2 separate regions of the Homo sapiens genome follow, and region 2 is linked to region 1. The links are chromatin loops, found by intact Hi-C in ENCODE. Cell type or tissue: endothelial cell of umbilical vein. All regions are shown on one strand. Links, peaks and the distances in the headings refer to the core of each region. The heading gives the core; the rest is flanking DNA. Region 1 has its middle 36 kb from the start of ALDH1A1. Region 2 has its middle 77 kb from the start of ANXA1.

Region 1 (10,984 bases), core at 2,015-10,014:
AGGCAGAGGTTGCAGTGAGCCGAGACGGCAGCATTGCACTCCAGCCTGGGGGACAGAGCAAGACTGTCTCAAAAACAAACAAACAAACAAACAAAAATGAAAGAAAGATCACAGTCATTATTTCATAACTTAGGTTATTCCAAGTGCAATGACTTCACATCACAATGACTCCAATATCACTACCTCCATCTGCATTTGAACAGAAGAGCTCTTTGAAACACATTTTTCCATTTTGAGAACCTGAGGAGCCAGGGTCCTAACATCCTTAAAAGCTGTGTCCTAGTCTTAGGACTCCTGTTCTTGTCTGTGGGCCACTGTTGTAATAAAGGATTCACCTAATTACACCTAGATGACTAGCAAATTTTTCCTCAAGACTATTGTCACTTGGCTTCCAGAGAATATTTTGTGCAAAGTACTGGTCAGTGCTTGAAGGGCAGAGAGATGGAATTTCACTTACTTTAAAGAACTGATTATTTGAATGTTTTTGTACCTACTTGACAATAAATCTGTCGTATGCTGGATTTTGTCAGAAACTGGCTTTCCTGTAACATCCCACCTGGTATGTTAGAGAGAGAGAAAATAGAGCTTATAGCTACTTCTAATGTGGGGAAAGAGGGAGAGAAGCGAGGGTACTAGAAAATCAACTGAAAGAGCCTAAAAATGGTGAATGGAAAAACTGCCTAAATGCACTTTACCAAAATTATCTTTTTAGTATTATTGGGAATATCAATCCAAATTTTTCTTACAAATGTGCCAAGCATCTACTATGAACTGCAGGTGTTGAAGAAATGATTAGTGTCCTACATATGAGTTCCTATTTGAAAGACTTCAAATATTTCTTGAAAGCATTGAGGAATTAATGAGATTCCACTTTTATAAATCTTGAGTCGTGTAGCCTACCTTATCTCCTTTTTTACTTTGGCTTCCAGAAAATTCTGTGTTACATTTGATGTTCAATTATGTGTCCCCTAATATCATCCAAACAGCTTTCATTTTCGTTTTCTTCCCTTATGTGGCCTTTATTTTTAATTCTGATAATATTGCTCTATATTTTATATAATACTTAATTTGTATTTAAGTTTGGCTGCCTTATATCCTTTGTAGAACCACAAGGATTCAAAATACAAACATATACTTACAAATAAACTTATATATAAAGTGGATTTCAAACAAGACTGCTATAGAATTCTGTAACACTAAGTAAGATTACCTCTTCTCTACCAGTTTATTTTCATAGTAAATAATTGAAAATTCAGAGAAATGAGTGAACATTAGAAGCAGCAGTATAAAAGTTGAGCACTCATTGTAAAAGAAATACATTTTAATGAGTTGTAAATCATGGGAAAATAGAAAGTGTGAACATTTCAAATAAGAAATTTCCTTAATGCACATTTATAATTAAAGGTTTCCTCAAACAATAAAATTAAAAGTTCTCATTATACTTTTACATAATGTCTTTTAAAATATATTGTAATACTTTAGTTTTTTCTAAATTTTCTATACTTGGAAAAAACTTGCTGAGCACAGATTTTTATATCAATAAGTTATTTTTCTATTCCTGCCACCTCTACTCCTCCCATCTCCAAGCTAATGATAAATAGAGAATTAAATGTAAGAAAAGTCTTAATGTCATTATGAAACTTGGGCTGCTCTTCTGTAGGTGCTGAAATTCTTCCTTCTAGAAAGTCAGGAACATTTATTCAGATGGGCTACAGCCATTGATTGGTTAGTCTTGCTTTCAACATTTATGAAGCTGTGGCCCAATTTGTCCTTTTAACATTTATTTCCTTTGTACCCAACATCTTTGAGGTTTCAAATTAGGTTTAATTTCTTAATCTTCATGTTGTAGTACTTATCATCTCTCTCATTAGTCTAATTTGAGTTAATTAGAATCTGTGGTTAGTTCTCAATCTGTGTTACAGTAGAACAATTGAAAAGAGAAGCACAGACACAATTATGCCATTGTATTGTCTGGAGGAGACAGAAAGCCAGTGGGGCTTCCCTTATTAGGTTAACATCTACCTGACTTCAAAATGGTTCAATGATATAAATAGCAATGGGAGCCATTGGGAATTCCAAATTCCACCCCTTTTTCCTTTACCCGCCCTTACAATCCGATTAATTCAAAGGTGATGGAGGAAGAGAAATGTTCTACATGTCAAAATGACAATGTCCATTATATGATTTACCGAATGAGTAGTGTGTGTGATAGTTGTGTGTGAATTCACATTTTTACATTTAAAATAAATTTCCATTTTGTCATGTTTTATTAAAATTCCCCTTCAAATCAATGTGGATGAAGTATACGCCTGAATAATCTCTTTTGATGACCACGAGGGTTTGATAAACATGAGAATGAAATAAACATAAAATATTAGTGGTTACATTATATTGAAAACCTGGCAGCTGTGGTGTGATTTGACACCCCGAAAGGAAACTTCGCTTAGGAGTATAGATTTGGGAGACCAACTTTTGTTATAAAGGTAAAACATTCTTCAAAATCTATGTGATGTAGGCCAGGTGTGAATTTCAGTGTACAAATATATCTATAAAAAACCCAAAAGAGGCATAATATTTGATATAATTAAATATACTTGCCATTTACCGCATTCAAGTAACTATAAGCTTCCAATTCAGTGGTTTAAAATTAGTAACTATTAAGAGTATAATCAATGAGTCATCAATGTTTAGAAAATACAGATTTTATTTTTTTTAAATATATAGGTACCAACAATACTCATTGTATAGGGAGAAAGATCTTAAAACTCATTCCTTAAGAAAATTCTAATTGAAAATCACTAGGAGCCATTAGAACATGAATAAATGTAAAACAAATAAAAAACAGATTTTAAGGTACCAAGATCAGGTGGTAGGAAATAAAATAAATGTCAGCTACTTAAGAAATCTACATTGAATAAGAAACTACTAATACTCTTCCAAAAGGGATATTAAGGAATTATCCTAAAGATATTCTCTTCAGAGCCCTCTAGATTCATAAAAGCACCAGCCAAGTTGTTTCCCTTATCTTTAAATAAAATATATAGCATGAAAACATTGTTTATTTTTAACAATGTTAAAAATAAATAGGTTTTAATTGACTATAATGCAAAGTTGTTTCTTAAAGGTAGCTGTTATTTTCAGGAACATTTTCAAGGGAGAACACTTTTATTCATGGATTCATGTAGATAAGTTGTATAGAAGTAATAATTATAAAAATATGTTAAATTTTGGGAGATAGTATATATACTCTTTGGGTCTCTTAAAACACATAAATTAAATAATAAAATATGATTATATGCTTTTATTGGAAACCAAAACTCAATGAGACATATGGTTGGGTCTGTTCTTAGCCTATAAATGTTATATTCAATTTTAGTTGCAATGTTTATGTCTATGAGACTGCTTCACAAGCTATAGGAGCTATAATTTTATTTGCAAAGGGCAAATGTGATTATTCTGAATTCTATACCAATCCAAAGAGACATTTTAATTCCAGTTTCTTGGCTGTAAAATGAGGATAATACCTGCTTAACATCTCCTTGTATTACTATGAGAACATTGATAAAATGTATGTGATAGTTGGGGGAATAGTAAAACCTTTGGCAAATGTAAGGTGGCCCCAGAATTTTCACTGCATATTACTTACAGTAATACACTCCACCTGGATGATTTGGGCAGAAAGAAATCATCTGAGAATGTTTTTTATAATATTGCATGTTGCGATATTGCATGTTGATGAAAACATGCAGAGTTAGCTAGCCTGTATGCTGTCTTTCTGCCAATTTGGAGAGAAGCTCCTTACACCAGACAAATGCAGGTTTTTGCCAGGGCCAAGGTTTCATGAGCATACTACAAGCTGGGTCTTTTAGTCAGCAGTCCTGTGTCATAAATAACCTTTCATACTGTACACTGTGACCCTGCAAAGATGCTTGGATATTATAAACTCAGGTTTTTACTAAAAAACAAAAAACTAACCTAATATGGGGCTCTGAACACTTTACTAGCAATTGAAATGGTCCCACAAGTTAAGGAGAAATCTTTGCCCTGTGTGATTAGATCAGCTGTGACTATTATGAAATTCTGATCTTTAGTCAGTTTTAATAGATATGCTCAAAAATACATGTAATGATAATTGGCCACAGATTTTATAAACTGCAAAGACTGGTGAATTTTAATTTCTATCTACAATGTAGATCAATGTTGTCCAGTTGAAAATAGAATATAATCCATCTATGTAATTTAAATTTTTCTAGGAGCCATTTTTTAAAAAAATTAAAATAGGTGAATTTTAAGGAATTTCAATAATATATTTTATTTAATCCCACATATCCAAAATATTATTAATCCAACTCATAAACAATATTAAAAACCGATACCTGTTTCCCTTTCTTTGTTTTTCATAATTGTGTCTTACACTTAAAGCAAATTTCAATCCAAAGGCTAAATTTTCATCAGATGTATTTTATCTGTATTTACATTTTATAAAATTTATGATTGAGAAACTTATTCCAGGTATATTTAACTTTTTTCTTTTCTTGGGAAAGGATCTCACTCTGTCACCCAGGCTGGAGTGCAGTGGCGCGATCACGGCTCACCGCAGCCTTGCTCTCCCAGGTCAAGTGATTCTCCCATCTCAGCCTCCTGAGCAGCTGGGACTACAGGCATGCACAACTACACCCGGCTAATTTTTGTATTTTTTTGTAGAGATGAGGTTTCTCCCTGTTGCTCAGGCTGGTCTCAAACTCCTGGGCTCAAGGGATCTGCCCACCTCGGCCTCCAAAGGTGTTGGGACTACAGGTATCAGCCACTGTGCCCAGCCTTAACATTTTTTTTGAAGTAAAATTTAAAAATCAGTTCTTCAGTCATACTTTCCATGTTTCATGTGCTCAGCACTTACATGGGGCCCATGACTACTGTGTAGGATGGTGCAGTTAGTTTATATAGCTACTATAAAATTTTTCAAATATTAATTTAGTAATCATCAGATATGCTTTTAGATTTTCTAAAGATATGGTATCTGACTATATGGCAAACAATTTTTAAGTGATATTCACATAAAGAAGTTATTAATCAAATTTCAGCTACTTGAGAGACTGACGCAGGAGGATTGTTTCAGGCCAGGAGTTCTAAGCCTGAGCAACATAGCAAGACTCTCTTTATGTTTAAAAAAATTAAGTTATTAATCAAATACAAAAAAAGTAATAATTTCAATAAAATATATGAGGTTTATATAAAAGATTTTGTAGAGTAATAAAAGTCAATCTTATTAAAATATTAGTTTCCCTGTATTTGCGTATTAACTTTGCAACTGTCATCTTTTTGTCAAAAAGTGACTTTTATAACAGTTACATTCATAATTGTCTGTTTAAAATATGAATAACTCAGATGTTGCCTCAGTAACAAAAAAGTATTTTCAAATCTTCTAACATGATCAAACTTTGTCTGTTTTTACTTTCAAGAAAAAAGTGAAAAACTCAGCTTATTTCTTTGTTAATAAGAGTGGTTTTTTGATGTAGAGGAAAGAGACAAGAAAAGTTTGATGCTCTATATATGTTTTTAAAGTTGCAACTTGAAAAATAAAATTATGAACACAATTTAGAATATTCATTCTTCACCACTCACTCTGCTAGCCCCTGACACAATAGAGGAATTGCAAAAGTATACCAAACTTTTTAAAAAAATATCAATGTTTATTACAAATTATATTATACAATTTTTCTACTTTTATATTCCTTCTATATGTTCTGAAGACTGTTCACCTTGTAGAGACAAGATGTATTATTTTTATGGAAGAAAAAGTCTTGAAAATTTATTCTATTATTATACTATTATTGTCACCATTATGTGAGAAGCAAAATCAAATATAATAATCTTTCCTCTCCAAGTAAATGGATATATATTATTAAAATTCTTGATGTACTTTTACTTAATTGAACTTAAATTTTTAAACATAAAGTTTGCATTAATTTAATATGTAAAAATATCTGTCAAATCTGTGTACCTATTTCAGAAATTAAATATTTTCATTATTTATAATTTTATTTATTCAAATTATTTATACCTTTAAAATATATATCTTAAACACTAACTTCCTTTTGTCTGACACATTGATGAGGTGAAAAAGACCAAATTTTTATAACAGAAAATCATGTAAAATTGTTTTCCTTACAAATTATGTTGTTTTATAAGTATGTACTGAAAAGATCATACTATAAGCTTTTCTTGTCTAGTGCTTTATATAAATTTTTCTACCCAAGGCCAGTCAGTAAAAAAGTGTCTAAAGTACTGAAGGCCAATTAATTATTTTAAAATTGCAAGTCTTTCTCTTACTGAATCTTTTGAGTTTGCAAAATCTGTACAGACAACTATACAGACAACTTCGTGTCTGGACTTGAGTTGGTATGAACTTGAATGACTTTTATGGGTAAATTACACAAACCGGTTCTAGGTTATCAAAGTGTTCTCTTTCTCATTGAAAATTACACAGAGAGTTCATGCAATTTCCTCCAGAGGAAGCAGATGTCTTGTTATGTTTCTGTTTATGACGTCCACCGAATAGGGTGGCATTGTAATACTTATTTCAGTAATGTAATTCATGGCACTATAAATATGTTGAACCGTCTGGTAATTCCATGAGGAGTCAGTGAATTTCAGTGACAAAGGAGAATTCTATGCAGAAAATGATGTGCAAATAAGAAAAGCATGCAGCCTCATCTTTGAAGAGACAATAGCTTTTATAAGACAAATCCAGGCCAGGCGCCATGGCTCATGCCTGTAATCCCAGCACTTTGAGAGGCCAAGGCAAGTGGATCACTTGAGGTCAGGAGTTTGAGACCAGGCTGGCCAACATGGCGAAACCTCATCTCTCCTAAAAATACAAAAATTAGCTGGGCATGGTGGTATATGCTTGTAATCCTAGCTACTTGGGAGGCTGAGGCAGGAGAATCGCTTGAACCCAGTAGGCGGAGTTTGCAGTGAGACGAGATGGCACCACTGCAATCCAGCCTGGGCGTCAGAGAGAGACTCTGTTTAAAAAAAAAAAAAAATCCCATTGCAGACAATTTTTATACTAGCATTTTATTGTGTTTAATGCTCCTTGTAATAAGTAATACACCTGTTAAAGTGTAGAAAAAACATTGTTTCACAGACATTTATTTAATTATAATAATAACAGAGGGATTTACACTCCAGAATATAAAAAGGGAGCTCCATCTTGATATCACTTACAAGCTTATGAACCAACTAAATCTTTTCTTATTGTGGTGTTCCTACTAGAAAATATGTTTTTTATAAATTTATAATGCCATATTTAGCCACATAAAAGTGAATATGTATTTATATGTATCATGAAGAACATGTCTACTCTTGTTTAAATTTAAACATAGTCTAGTTAAAACACAGTAATTCTTCACATTCTGTTTAAAAAATGCATCCAACCTTGTTGTTCTTCTTTAAATACAAAGCTGATGAGAGTTGTCACTTTGTATGTATGGAAAGACCTTTTATTCCCCCCAGCAGGATAACTGTTTGTTGGCTTTGCCCCTTTACATTCATGTATCATTTTGGATTTTTAAGCTCCCGGATATAAGTATGGGCAAGGACAGAGCTAGCAAATGTACTTAGAATGTTCTGACACATTCTTCACTCTTCTCTAGTCTACTCTGGGTTTTTGAACATGGTTGCAATTCATTTCCCATCTTTTTTTTTTTTTGCTAAAATAAACTGAGAATATTGGGAGTTAGATCCAAAGTTTCTTGCTCCCTCCTTTCCTGACTCCATTCCCATGAAAGCACGCTACTCCCACATTGTCATCGAAAGACCACTCTACATTGCTACATCTGTGACCCCTCTGCTGCCCTCTTGTAAAGAAGAGCAGGTTGTGAGATGTGTTTATTGCCCTGGTTTTCAAAATATGTCCCATAGCAGAAGCATTAGTAATTATTTGGGAATTTATTAGGAAATCCAAATTCTTGGACGCCACTCCAATCTTCTAAATTAGAAACTCTGGGGATGGGAGACATCAATTCGTATTTTAACAAGTTCTCCAGGTGATTACGAGTTTGAGAACCACTGACATAGTGAAAGGCAAAACAGAATTGCCCAAAGTCCTATAGTCAAAGGTAGAATCAGCCTAGAATGCATGTGCCTAGACTCAGCTTAGCTCTAATCACCCAAGACCCTACATTTGTGTGATCATCAAGCTCCTCTTACACCTGTATTAAAGGGTATTTGGGTAATACTTGAAACAGAACTTCTCCAGGACTTTATTAACTTGAAGAAATTAATGACAGCATAGTCATATTTTAATAATGCAAAAAATGAGAATATGAGGAATGAATAATTTTCATTAAATATTTTTTGCCTTTAAGGATTATATAGAAATTATTGGCCCTCTGATTGTAGGATCCTACAAATGGGTATATCTGAATGCCAAAGAGTGATCAACAAATTCTTTGTGAAGTTAGCTTTAGCGCTTCTGTTTGAGAAGTAAAATGTCTCTTGTAGGACATTGGTGAACTAAACCACACTGATGTACTCAAATACCATTCTTACTTCCCTTCATCTTGTTATCAAAAAATGTATCTAAAGTACACCTGTGAAATGGCACTCAGTTCTTTTGGCACTTTCAGATATTTGAATGCATTAGTGCTCTGTTTTTATTAGCCTGTAAATTTGTGCAAACATAAACGTACTATGAACACCATCATAATTGTTTTATTGTTTGCAGCCAAGATTTACTGTGTATCCCTTTACTCAGAGCGCTACTTCTTTCTGCTTACTTCTGGTAATTTCTATGTCTTTTCATTGATACATTTTTTTTAAAGTTAACATGGTGGCCTGTCTTATCTTTAAAAATATGTAGAGATCTAATAAGCACCATCATTTCAGAAAAAAAAAAATTGAACCATCTTTCCTCTCAAAGCCAGTATTTCACAAGTGATCACAGTGATAGTTTGGCATGAGTATAAAGTTTTCAAAGGGGGCTGACACTGGAACCATTTTATTGAAATAGGTAAGTTTTAAATACCCTAAATGAGAATGCATGTCTAAAAGCACAAGTTGTTGAAAGGAGACAAGTTATCAAGGGTGATTATGCTTAGCAGGCTTGATTTCTCTATACCTCAGGTATCCCCTCCCCTGGCTCCCACTGTCTCTAGGGAGACATTGTGTTAAGTACAATGAAATTATCATCACTTGGGGTCTTGCACTGCCAGACATAGTCCAGGTGAAACATCTGTGTGATGCAGCCAAGTATATGGCTTAGTGTACTCATGATGGGATTCCTTTTGCTCTGTAAAATGATAGGCACAGGCAGAAGGATTATGTAAATTATAAAGGGAATTAAATGCAATGCAGAGGGTGTAACTCTATGCTGGGCTGCCAAGCAGGAGACGGCATGTACCTGGCACCGTGCTGAACAAAGATGCCTAAAAATGGAAGCACAGTTACTTTTTATAGGCATGCTCCTCCCAGGCACTTACTCTACGTAGTTATATTAAACAATCTCCTCACAATTCCAATGTTACTGACAGAGAGTCTCTAAATAATTCCATATTTTGCTGCCCACAGCTCTCTTGGAACAAACCTTAGGCTTTGGAATCATGGTGATTAACAATTTAGTGTACTTCATCTTCAGAACAATTTTTGTAAAAATCTGTTATGAACCTGGTACACAAAGAAAATGTTTTCCTGCATCTCCCCCAGGACCATGATATGTGTTACTCTTATATTTGATAATTATGTATTGAACAGACTTACTTTAAGTCATGTGCTATATTAGTTTCTGGGGATACAGTGCTAGCAAGACACAGTCCTGTAATAGCTGAGTGCATATGACAGATTCATAGACACCATAGTCTGATAAGTTCCATGACTGGAAGTCGTTAGATGCTTTGGATCAAGCATCTATTAGATCACATGAAGGAAGGACACTGACCCCACTCCTAAGGGGCCAGGGAAGGGTTTCCTAGAATAAGGTATCATGGTTGAGACCTGAAATAGTAATTAACCAAATGAAGAGAGAGAGAGAGGAAAGATGGCCAAGAAGAAAAAAAGAGAGAGAGAGAGGAAAAGATAGAGATAGAGAAAATATCATATTCTAATTCCCATAAGCCAAAGAGGGAGTTCTATTCAGGGTGGTAAAGTAACATGAGGAAGCTCAATTTATGGGCAAGGAAGTAGAGAGGTGAGGCTGTTAGAGGTGGTAAGCTAGGACTACAACATGAAGGAAATTTAACATGGCACACTAAGGAGTTTGAATTTTATCAGCTAGAGTACAACAGGGAGCCACTGAACAGGCTTGTGCATTAGCAGTGACATGACGACTAGATTTGTGTTTCACAAGGAATGGTCTGCCTCTGTGGAGAAAACATTAGAAGGGCCAAGATTGGCAGAATATTTAGGAATCTATTCAACATTTTCTTTCCCTTATATGTAAAGCACAATGCCAGGAATGTTTCAGATGCTCAATAAATATCAGATGAAGTATTATCTAAAATAATTTCCTCTTGTACTATACAGTCTAGTATAAGTGTAGAAAAACCATGAATCCTTCTAGTAAATTTCTATTACACATCGTTAGCTTTCTCCAAAGGCTACAGAGCTTTCTTTAGGGAACTCAAATCATTAACGATGACATCCTATCACCAAGCATTCAGGCGGGTGAGGGGATGGTTTAAAGAGTAACTTTTCTCTTATCTATGAACTTTACCATCAAACTAATTTAACCCCGGTTGTAATAGAATGACTTAGCACTTTGGATATGGCCTTTTTAAATGATATATAGGCAAAAGTTTTCACCATTAAACAATTATTTCTTGTTATGATGTAACTACATTTATGTAGTCAGTTCTCCTCTCCACTTCTCTCAAAATGCAGTGTCATCAGTGTGATGCCTAACTGCAAAAATATTTATCTATAGATTTACTGCCCACATGTCCAACATGTAAAAATCAAGAGGCTATCTGAATCTTGACTTGAAACA
Region 2 (10,984 bases), core at 1,555-9,554, 86 kb before region 1:
CTTACTTTAAATAAATACATTTGATTTCTCAGATTTTTTTACTAAGACTTATATTTATTTTAGTTCGAGTTTAGTTTCTCATTCTGAGATTTTCCCCTAAAAATGTAACTAACTGTCCCTGCCAACAAAGGCAAATAACATTTTTGTCCCAAAGAAAATACAAAATGCAAAAAGTGGGGAGAATTGTATAAGAATACCTTTTTAAAATACTGTTCTTTTCTGGGTAAACATAATACTTGATAAAAACTCAAGGAACTATCATTATTATGTAACAGGCAAATTTTTGCAATATAAGAATTAGGGAGGGGTGTGTAGATTTTAACATCCTTGTACCTGCAAGTGTGCATGGCAACAAAAGAATAATGTTTGGGTTTTTATGATGTGAATCAAGAGAGAGCCTCATGGCTGAATTATCCAGTGACATAGAGAAGTTATTGTTCACAACCTTTTATGTTAGGGTAACAAGGAGATGACAGCCAAGACCTAACTAAGGTCATACCACAATTCCTTTGGTTCAGTGTTCTAGCCACACCTTGCTGTACCTCAGTTCTTCAACAAACAAGGTGTGTGCCACCTTGTGGTTAGAAATTCTCAGCAGATAATTGTTCTTTTATTCTAGCTTATCTAGAGCTAAGTTCAGGACAGACAAGTATTTCAGACATCTCCATTTTAAAGCAAAGTCAGGTTTTTCCCTTGAGATTTTGCTGCTCCCGGCATTATGCTGTGGATCCTACCAGAGCTCTAGTCTCAAGCTTTGTTTCCTGTCCCAAGAGCTCATGACCCCTCACATTAGCAGATCCAGTACTCACTCACTCCTCTGGATTGCCTTCTTATTTTATATTTATTTATTTATTTATTTTTGTGAAAGAGTGTCACTCTATCGCCCAGGCTGGAATGCAGTGGTGCAATCTCTGCTCACTGCAACCTCCGCCTCCCGGTTCAAGCGATTCTTGTGCCTCAGCCTCCCAAGTAGCTGAGATTATAGGCGTGCACCACCACACCTGGCTAATAATTGTATTTTTAGTAGAGACAGGGTTTTGCCATGTTGGCCAGGCTGATCTCAAACTCCTAGCCTCAAGTGATCCGTCCACCTCCGCCTCCCAAAGTTCTGAGATTGCAGGCATGAGCCACCACGCCAGGCCTGGATTGCCTTCTTATATCAAGCTTCTAGATTCCCTTATTTTTACTTTCCTACCATAATTTAAAAAATTGTTAAATTGTGTTGAGATTTTTCAATGTGCTTTACCAAAAAAGGTTTTTCTGAATATCAAATCAACCATTTTGACCCCATTTTCCATTTTCTGTCAAGTACCTCTGAGCCAGTCTTTTGCCTACATCACCACACCAACGTTAATGCTAAAAAGATAATTTTCAGAAAAAGGTGAAATCATAACCCTCATTCAGATATGAAAATGAACATGTGTTAAATAATTTTACTTACATAATATGAGGGAGCCACGGAGATGTTATAACTGATTCAAAGGAAAAGTCAAACAGCGCTAATTTATCTAGAGCACAGAATGTTGAAATTAATTGGAAATGCAGACAAAACTGATTTTTCCACATTCATTTAGATCACTACCAAACTGGACACAGAAAGTCAATTAATGTCACTAACAGACAAGTCAGAATTTGTTTATCAATTACCTACCACTTACAAAGATTTGCAAAACAGCTCAAAGACAATGAGCAGGGGTAGAATTTGATACCCTAAAAGAGTTGTCAGACTATGTTTAGTTGCCCACTGAAACACAAAATTTTTTTCATACACTGATCTTGTCAAGGCCATTAATGACTTCTACACTGAAAAATTCAGTGTCATTTCTCCATAATCATCTTGCTTCAGTTATTAACAGCTTTTGATATAGCTAATGACTCCCTTTCTTTTTGGAAAAAAAATTATTTGCTGTCCCCTTTGCTGATTTCTCTTTATTTTCATAAACTCTTCTCCACCAGTACTCCTTGTGTAGGTGACTTCATCTGATTCCAAGTATTTAAATACCAACTATATGCTTAAAAAATTCCTAAAATTATATCTTCAGTCCCAACATCTCCTGGATACACCTGACTTATACATTTTTTGGCTTACATCTACTGTCAAGTTGCCATCTTAAATTTCTGCTATCTGAAACTGGACTTTGATTTATTTTAGTCTACCCCTTTTCAACACACACTCTCTCACACACACACACACACACACATGCAAACACCCACACCCACACACACACACCTGATCTTCATATAGTTCTAGCTACTCAAGAAAAATCTGCAGAGTCATTCTGAATATCTTCAAATTGTCCCTCCAGGTTCATTCTCTTTTCTAAATCCTGATCCATGCCAGCAAACTAAACTGAATGTCATCTCTCAGTAAACATCTTGCAAGTGTGTAATAGCCTTTTACACTTGCCTTTCTACAATCTATTCTCATATGCAAACAGAGCAAACTTTTAAAATGAATATCATATCCTGCCCTTTAGACCTTCTTGCTATTCCTTGAATATACTTAGAATATTCTTGTCTCAGGGTCTTACTTGCCTGGAAGGTGTTTCCCTTAGATATCCATTTTGATTTCTCCTTCACTACAACTCCATGAATAGATGTCACCTTATCAGAGATTTTCCTGACTCTCATATGAAAGAGCATCCTTCCCCTTCTCCACTATCATTCTCTATCCCCCCTACTCTACTACACATTACTTCACAGCACTTACCACCACTTTACATAATTTATATATCTGTAGTGTATTTATATTTGTTTAAGGTTTATTTGATATCTTTCTTTGTCAGAATCTAAGTTCCATGAGAGCAAGAACTTTTGTCTGTTTTTTTCCAGTGATGTTTCTGCTGTGTATATAAACATGTCTGCATCATAGTCACCCCATATGGGTGTGGAGTGAAATAAAAGATTGAATAAATGAATTGACCAATGATGCAGAATTTATGTTATGGCACACTGAGTGATACATGGTCAGTACTACTGTTATTTGAGTCCCAATCATTTTTCAACAGGAAGAAAAGAAGTTCCCTACATATAATCACAAATATAATCAAATACTTGAAAGATGTTCATTGGTCTCAATGTGACTCAAAGCTGAAACACAAAATCAGAGTTGAGCAACGATTTCTTAAGAAGCCAATAATGAGGAAACAAATCAGCAGGATAAACAAAGATCTATATAGAAGAAACTTCACATCATTGTGGGTTCAAGTTATATTTTCTTTGAGTCAAAAAGCACAGTTATGCTATTGATAGTATAATTAGCATCTTGTTTAATTCATAAAATTGCCTTGAATAAAGTAATGATTGCCTAGTGAATTTCTAAGTTCTCCATTTGAAGAGAAATATAAATATATCAAATCCATATTATGTAAATTTGATATATAAATAAATTTGATATATTTATATTTCGCAAGCAATAGAATAAATGTTCTTCATCTTCCTTTCACACAATTACTTCATTTCATTTTTATAGTTTTGTATTTAGAGGCTCCTATACTTTTATTATATCAGTAACTATTAAAATTCAGCTCTTTAATGAAGCAATTTCAGCTTTATCCTATACATCTGTGATAACATTGAAGCAACTCTCCTATGGTCAACTCTATACCATTAAATTATTTTTCATTATATTTTCATGATAGTAATAGAGTGTATTGATCCTGGTATTTTTTCTGAAGATTACTAGCATAAGAATTATCTGGGGAAGCCAAATTCAAATTTCCACACCATCTGATTTGGTAAACAATGAAGAATAAGACCTATTTAAACCAACTTAATTTTTTTTTTTCTTTGAGATGGAGTTTTGCTCTTGTTGCCTAGGCTGGAGTGCAATGGTACGATCTCGGCTCACTGCAATCTCTGCCTTCCAGGTTCAAGTGATTCTCCTGCCTCAGCCTCCTGAGTAGCTGGTATTATAGGCACATACCGCCACACCCAGCTAATTTTTTTTTTTTTTGTAGAGATGGGGTTTCACCATGTTTGCCAGGCCAGTCTTGAACTCCTGACCTCAGGTGATCTGCCCACCTCAGCCTCCCAAAGTGCTGGGATTACAAGCATGGGCCACTCACTCTTCCTGGCCTAAACCTACGTAAATTAAATGAACATAGGGAATAATGTAAAGGATAACTGGTAATGGTTTCAAATATGGCTTATTCTAGGAGTTCAAATAATAGCTCCAGAACCTGCCATATCTCCATCCTTAGATTCTACTTTCCTTCATGTTGTGTGATTCTCAGATTCCTCATGACAGGATGTTTGCCAAAATCTCTCTTCCAGGAATAAAGATGTCTCCGTCTCTTTCCAGTAGCTCTTGAAAAGCCTTAGAATTAACTTTGTATACCTTAAGAAAATCAGTAACTTTTTCTCTGTCAATAGCAAGGTTGAAGCAAAAGAAAAAAAAGAAAGATTCATCTATAATAGGGACTAAAAGTGAAAATTCTTAGACTTAAATATAGCAAGAGTAGCATAAGATTTATATAAAAGTTAATTTATAAAATCCAAATGAAGTACATAAAATATTCCTAATGATACTACTATTATAGAAATGTCACTACTTCTAATATTATTATAGAAATGTTATGCAACTTAAATTACAATCTTAATAAGCTTTTCTGTTGAACAATATAAAGTGATTCTAGAATGTATGTGAAAAAATATATCTCTAGAAATAGTCAAGAAATTTATGAATACTGAATAATAACAAGAAGGCAAAGTAGGAGACTTCCAGATACTAAAATAACTATGGAGTAACTGTAATCAAAGGTAAGTGTATAATTTTAGCACAGGAATAGGTAAACACATTAGTCAAATATGCCTGAGCATCCATAGAAAGATTTAGTAGTTATAGGATTTTAATTGAACTTAGTGAGAATGTCTAATTTAATAAACGATGCTTGTATGTTTGATTATCCATGTAGAAGAAAAATGAATCCTTGCTCTAAGAAAAATATTGAAAGAAAATTTAGAAGTTTACTTGTGTAAATTTGAGATGGGAAAGATATTCCCAAGTATGACAGAAATCACAGAAACCATAAAGGAAAAGCTAGATATATTTGGCTCTTTTAAAGTTACATATTTCTGCAAGGCAAAAGATACCAGAAACAAAACGAAGAAACAAATTTAAAGATATTTAAAGTGTTGAAAATTAAATTAATTGTAGAATAAGTTTATTTTTCTCGGGCACTAGTTATTAAAGGATCATTACATGTGAATTCCTTCTGTAGAATTCATAGGATTATCAAACTGTATAAGCAACAGAAAGAGAAATTACAAATTTTATCAATAAAACTATTTTACAATTAGCACTCAAGCTTTTATTGTCTAGAATTATCTTTCTAATGAAATGATACTTCTAGAAAAGCATGAAAAATCACTCCAATTCTTTATTTTAAAAATAAGTAGATAAAAAGCAGAATGGTACTCATTCGAAAAGATACAGAGTAAAACAGAGCAAAAGAAACACAAAGGCAATGAAAAATAATTAATAAGAACTCAAAAATGTCCCTTTCAAACAAAAGTTGAAAGGGTCAACAGACTTGCACTTTTGACCAAGAAGGAATTTTAGAAATGTGAGTCGATAGAAAAAAACATCCTGTTTTTCAGTCCAATCATGGCAATGAAAAATAGGATTCTGGAAAACATAAAAGTGGCATGCCACAAGATAAACATAAGTCACTACTCTTAGATGACTCTTAAATTATGAACAAAATGTAGACATTGTAATAACTGAAATGTATTTTAAATGTAGGGTTTGATCTGATTAATGGAGAAAATCCCATAGCATCTCTACTGAAAGAAACTATGAAAAAGAAGTACTGGTATAACAGCTTTCTCAGGGGGCCATGGTAACTGTGAGCTAATATCATTTGTATTTGGTAGGAGGTGGGGAAGAATGGGAGATCATTAACTTTTGAAGGACTTCAGTGGATGAATGCACTCAATCTGTCCCAGATGCATGTCATTAAGAAAGAATAAACTAGCTAACATTGCCAAAATTGAGTTCACTTAAGGTATCAGGTCAGGGATGTTTTTCATGATCTGTGTCTTTAATAAGGATATGTTTTCCATCAAAGTGGCTAAAATGGGAAAGACAGAAAATATCACATGTTGAAGAAGGTGTGGAACAACCAGAGAGCTCTTTTATGGCACTGGTAGGAGTGTAAATTGGTACAACAACGCTGAAAAACTAGCTGGCAGTTCAAAAATTAAACAAATGAATGTTCGTGACTCAGCGGTTCCAGTCTTAGGTTTATATGGTCAACAGAAATGTGTACCAAAGAATGTTCACCAAAAAATGTGCACAAGAATGCCCAAGCAGCACTATTCATAACAGAACCAAACTAGAAACTAAGTGATTACTAGTAGCAGAACAAACTCATAAACTGCTATATTCACCTAACGGAACACTCTACAACAATGAGAATAAATGAAGTGCAACTATGCAACATGGAAACAGGTCTTGCAAACACAACATGGACGAATCTTCAAATGCAGTGTGGCACAAAAGAAGTCAGGCACAAACAGCATGTGTTGTTTACTTCCCTTTATATACAATTAAAAAACAAGCTAAACTATGGGCATTGGAGGTCAGGATAATGGCTGTCTTTGGAGCACAGAAACCAGAGACTGTAAGGGGAATCAGAGGACAGGGGGTTCTGGGATGCTGGTAGTTCTCAGCTTGTAAAAATTCATCAAGCTATATAGTTATGTTTTGTATGCTTTTCTGTATGTATGTTATATTTTAATAAAAAGATTCCCAACACAGATGTGTGTGTGTGTAGTACAGAGCTGGAAGCAATAAGTAGGAGAAGTGAGCAAGTTAATTTTCCTTAGAGGAAATCATTTATAAAAATTTATAACTAAAATGCAAACAGCAACTTTCTATTTATAGGATAATGGACTTCATATATATGTTGTCCAATAGCCTAGGAAAAACAACATCTTTGGTTCTTATCTCAAAGCCAAAGGCTAATATTATACCTGCTTCAAATAATAGTTTTCATGTACTTGATTCCATTATGTAAACTAAGAATATTGCTGTATTAGTCTGTTTGCATTGCTATAAAGGAATATCTAAGACTACAAAATTCTTTTATTTAATTTGTAAATAAAAGAGATTTAATTTGCTCACAGTTCTGCAGGGTGTACAGAAAGCATGGCATCTGCCTCTCCTCCTGGTGAGGGTCTCAGGAAGCTTACAATCATGGCTGAAGGTGAAAGGGAAGCTGGTGCATCACATGACGAGAGAGAGCAAGAGAGAGCAAGGAGGAGGTGGCAAGCTCCTCTTTTTTTTTTATTTTTTAATGTGTATTTTTATTTATTTATTTTTGATTTATTTATTTTCTAACTCAACAGGTTTTGGGGGGACAGGTTGTGTTTGGTTACATGAATAAGTTCTTTAGTGGTGATTTCTGAGATTTTGGTGCACTCATCACCTGAGCAGCGTACACTGTACCCAACATGTAGTCTGTTATCCCTCGCCACCCCCAACTTTTCCCCCTGAGTCCCCAAAGTCCAATGTATCATTCTTATGCCTTTGCTTCCTCATAGCTTAGCTCCCACAGATGAGTGAGAACATATGATGTTTGATTTTCTATTCCTGATTTATTTCATTTAGAATAAGCTTCCAATTCCATCCAGGTGGCTGCAAATGTCATTATTTCATTCCTTTCTATGGCTGAGTAGTATTCCATGGTGTGTGTGTGTGTGTGTGTGTGTGTGTGTTTGTGTGTGGTGTCTGTCTGTGTATCACATTTTCTTTATCCGCTCATTGATAGATTGGCATTTGGGCTAGTTCCATGTTTTTGCAATTGCAAATTGTGCTGTTATAAACATGTGTGTGCAATATCTTTTTCATATAATTACTTCCTTCCCTCTGGGTAGATACTCAGTAGTGGGATTGCTGGATCAAATGGTAGATCTACTTTTAGTTATTTAAGGAACCTCCACACCGTTTTCCATGATGGTTGTACTAGTTTACATTCCCACCAACAGTATAAAAGTGTTCCCTTTTCACTGCATCCCCACTAACAGCTATCATTTTTTGATTTTTTAATTATGGCCATTCTTGCAGGAGTGAAGTGGTATTACATTGTGGTTTTGATTTGCATTTCCCTGATAATTAGTGATGTTGAACATTTTTCCATATCTTCTTTTGAGAATTGTCTATTCATGTTTTTTAGCCCACTTTTTGATGGGATTGTTTGTTTTTTCTTGCTGATTGGTTTGAGTTCTTTGTAGATTCTGGATATTAGTCCTTTGTCAGGTGTATAGATTGTGAAGATTTTCTCTCACTCTGTGGGTTGTCTGTTAAATCTGCTGATTATTTCTTTTGCTGTACAGAGCTTTTTAGTTTAATTAAGTCCCATCTATTTATTTTTCTTTTAGTTGCATTTGCTTTTGGGTTCTTGGTCATGAAGTCTTTGCCTAAGCCAATGTCCAGAAGGTTTTTTTTCCAACCTCATCTTCTAGAATCATTATGGCTTCAGGTCTTAGATATAAGTCTTTGATCCATCTTGATTTTTGAATAGAGTGAGAAACGAGGATCCAGTTTCATTCTTCTACATGTGGCTTGCCAATTATCCCAGCAGCATTTGTTGAATAGGGTGTCCATTTCCCACTTTATGTTTTTGTTTGCTTTGTCGAAGTCCTGTTGAATATAAGTATTTGGGTTTATTTCTGGGTTCTCTATTCTATTATATTGGTCTGTGTGCCTATTTTTACGCCAGTACTATGCTATTTGGTGCCTATGGCCTTATAGTGTAGTTTGAAGTCGAGTAATGTGATGTCTCCAGATTTGTTCTTTTTGCTTAGTCTTGCTTTGGCTATGCGGGCTCTTTTTTGGTTCCATATGAATTTTACGATGCTTTTTTCTAGTTCTGTGAGGAATGATATTGATATTTTGATAGGGATTGTATTGAATCTGTAGATTGCTTTTGGCAGTATGGTCATTTTTGCAATATCGATTCTACCCATCCATGAGCATGAGATGTGTTTCCATTTGTTTGTGTCGTCTATGATTTCTTTCAGTAGTGTTTCATAGTTTTCCTTGTAGCTGTCTTTCACATCCTTGGTTGGGTATATTCCTAAGTATTTTATTTTTTGTGCAGCTATTGTGAAAGGGGTTGAGTTCTTGATTTGACTCTCAGCTTGGTTGCTCTTGGTGTATAGCAGAACTACTGATTTGTGTACACTAATTTTGTATCCTGAAACTTTGCTAAATTCATTTACCAGTTCTAGGAGCTTTTCAGATGAGTCTTTAGGGCTTTATAGGTATATGATCATATAATCAGCAAACAGCAACAGTTTGACTTCTCTTTACCAATTTGGATGCCCGTTTTTTTCTTTCTCTTGTCTGATTGCTCTGGCTAGGACCTCAGCACTATGTCGAATAGAAGTGGTGACAATGGGCATCCTTGTCTTGTTCCAGTTCTAAGGGGGAATGCTTTCAACATTTCCCCATTCAGTATAATGTTGGCTGTGGGTTTGTCATAGACGACTTTTATGACCTCAAGATATGTCACTACTATGCCAATTTTGCTGAGGGTGTTAGTCATAAAGGGATGCTGGATTTTGTCAAATGATTGTTTGTGTCTATTGAGATGATCATGTGATTTTTGTTTTTAATTCGGTTTCTGTGGTGTATCTCATTTATTGATTTACCTATGTTAAATTTTCCCTGCAGCTCTGGTATGAAACCCATTTGATCATGGTTGATTATCTTTTTGATATGCTTTTGGATTTAGTTTGTTAGCATTTTGTTGAGGATTTTTGCATCTATTATAATCATGGATATTGGCCTGTAGTTTTCTTATTTTGTTATGTCCTTTCCTGGTTTTGGTATGAGGATGATACTGGTTTCATAGAATGATTTAGGAAGGATTCCCTTTTTGTCTGTCTTCTGGAATAGTATCAATAGGATTTGTACCAATTCCTCTTTGAGTGTCTGATAGAATTCAGCTGTGAATCCATCTGGTCTTGGACTTTTTTTGTTGGCAATTTTTTTATTACCATTCCAATCTTAATGCTTGTTATTGGTCTGCTCGGAGATTCTATATCTTCCTGGTTTAATCTAGGAGGGTTGTATATTTCCAGGAACTTTTCATCTCCTCTAAGTTTTCTAGTTTATGTGCATAAAGGTGTTCATAGTAGTCTTGAATAATCTTTTGTATTTCTGTGGTATTAGTTGTAATATCTCCCATTTCCTTTCTAATTGAGCTTATTTGGATCATCTCTCTTCTTTTCTTGGTTAATCTTGCTAATGGTAAATCAATTTTATTTATCTTTTCAAAGAACCAGCTTTTTGTTTTGTTTGTCTTTTGTATTTTATTTTGTTGTTGTTTCAATTTAATTTAGTCCTGCTCTGATCTTTGTTGTTTCTTTTCTTCTTGTGGGTTTGGGTTTGGATTGTTCTTCTTTCTCCAGTTCTGTGAGGTGTGACCTTAGATTGTCTATTTGTGCTTTTTCAGACTTTCTGATGTAGGCATTTAATGCTATGAACTTTCCTGTTAACACCGCTTTTGCTGTATCACGGAGGTTTTGATAGGTGGTGTCACTACCATCATTCAGTTCAAACAATTTTTTAATTTCCATCTTGATTTTCTTGTTGACCCAATGGTCATTTAGGAGCAGGTTATTTAATTTCCATATACTTGTATGGCATTGAGGATTCCTTTTGGAATTGATTTCCAATTTTATTTTACTGTGGTCTAAGAGAATACTTGATATAATTTTGATCTTCTTAAATTTACTGAGACTGGTTTTGTGGCCTACCATATGGTTTATCTTACAGAATGTTCCATGTGCTGGTGAATAGAATGTATATTCTGCAGTTGTTGGGTAGAATGTTCTATAAGTATCTGTTAAGTCCATTTGCTCTAGGATATAGTTTAATTCCATTGTTTCTTTGTTGACTTTCTATCTTAATGACCTGTCTAGTGCTGTCAGTGGAGTATTGAAGTCCCCCACTACTATTGTGTTGCCATCT

Evidence for each region. Hi-C counts contacts between places; a loop is a spot of excess contacts. Peaks named below come from ENCODE experiments on the same cell type or tissue, not always from the same donor. Only the 100,000 strongest peaks of a DNase experiment are listed, where the experiment ranks them.
Region 2: a loop joins it to region 1, with 8 times the contacts of the local background. A loop is called at or near these places in 3 of 110 quality-filtered maps.

The regions. Positions count from the first base shown.
Region 1 is chr9:72,983,616-72,994,599 of GRCh38, reverse strand. No RefSeq gene overlaps it. Among named protein-coding and RNA genes, the nearest start is that of ALDH1A1, 36 kb to the right of the region's middle. In endothelial cell of umbilical vein, for the core only: no CTCF peak of the experiment used is centred there; a DNase peak (open chromatin) is centred at 6,519; H3K27ac peaks cover 2,212 bases.
Region 2 is chr9:73,069,084-73,080,067 of GRCh38, reverse strand. No RefSeq gene overlaps it. Among named protein-coding and RNA genes, the nearest start is that of ANXA1, 77 kb to the left of the region's middle. In endothelial cell of umbilical vein, for the core only: no CTCF peak of the experiment used is centred there; a DNase peak (open chromatin) is centred at 5,617; H3K27ac peaks cover 2,075 bases.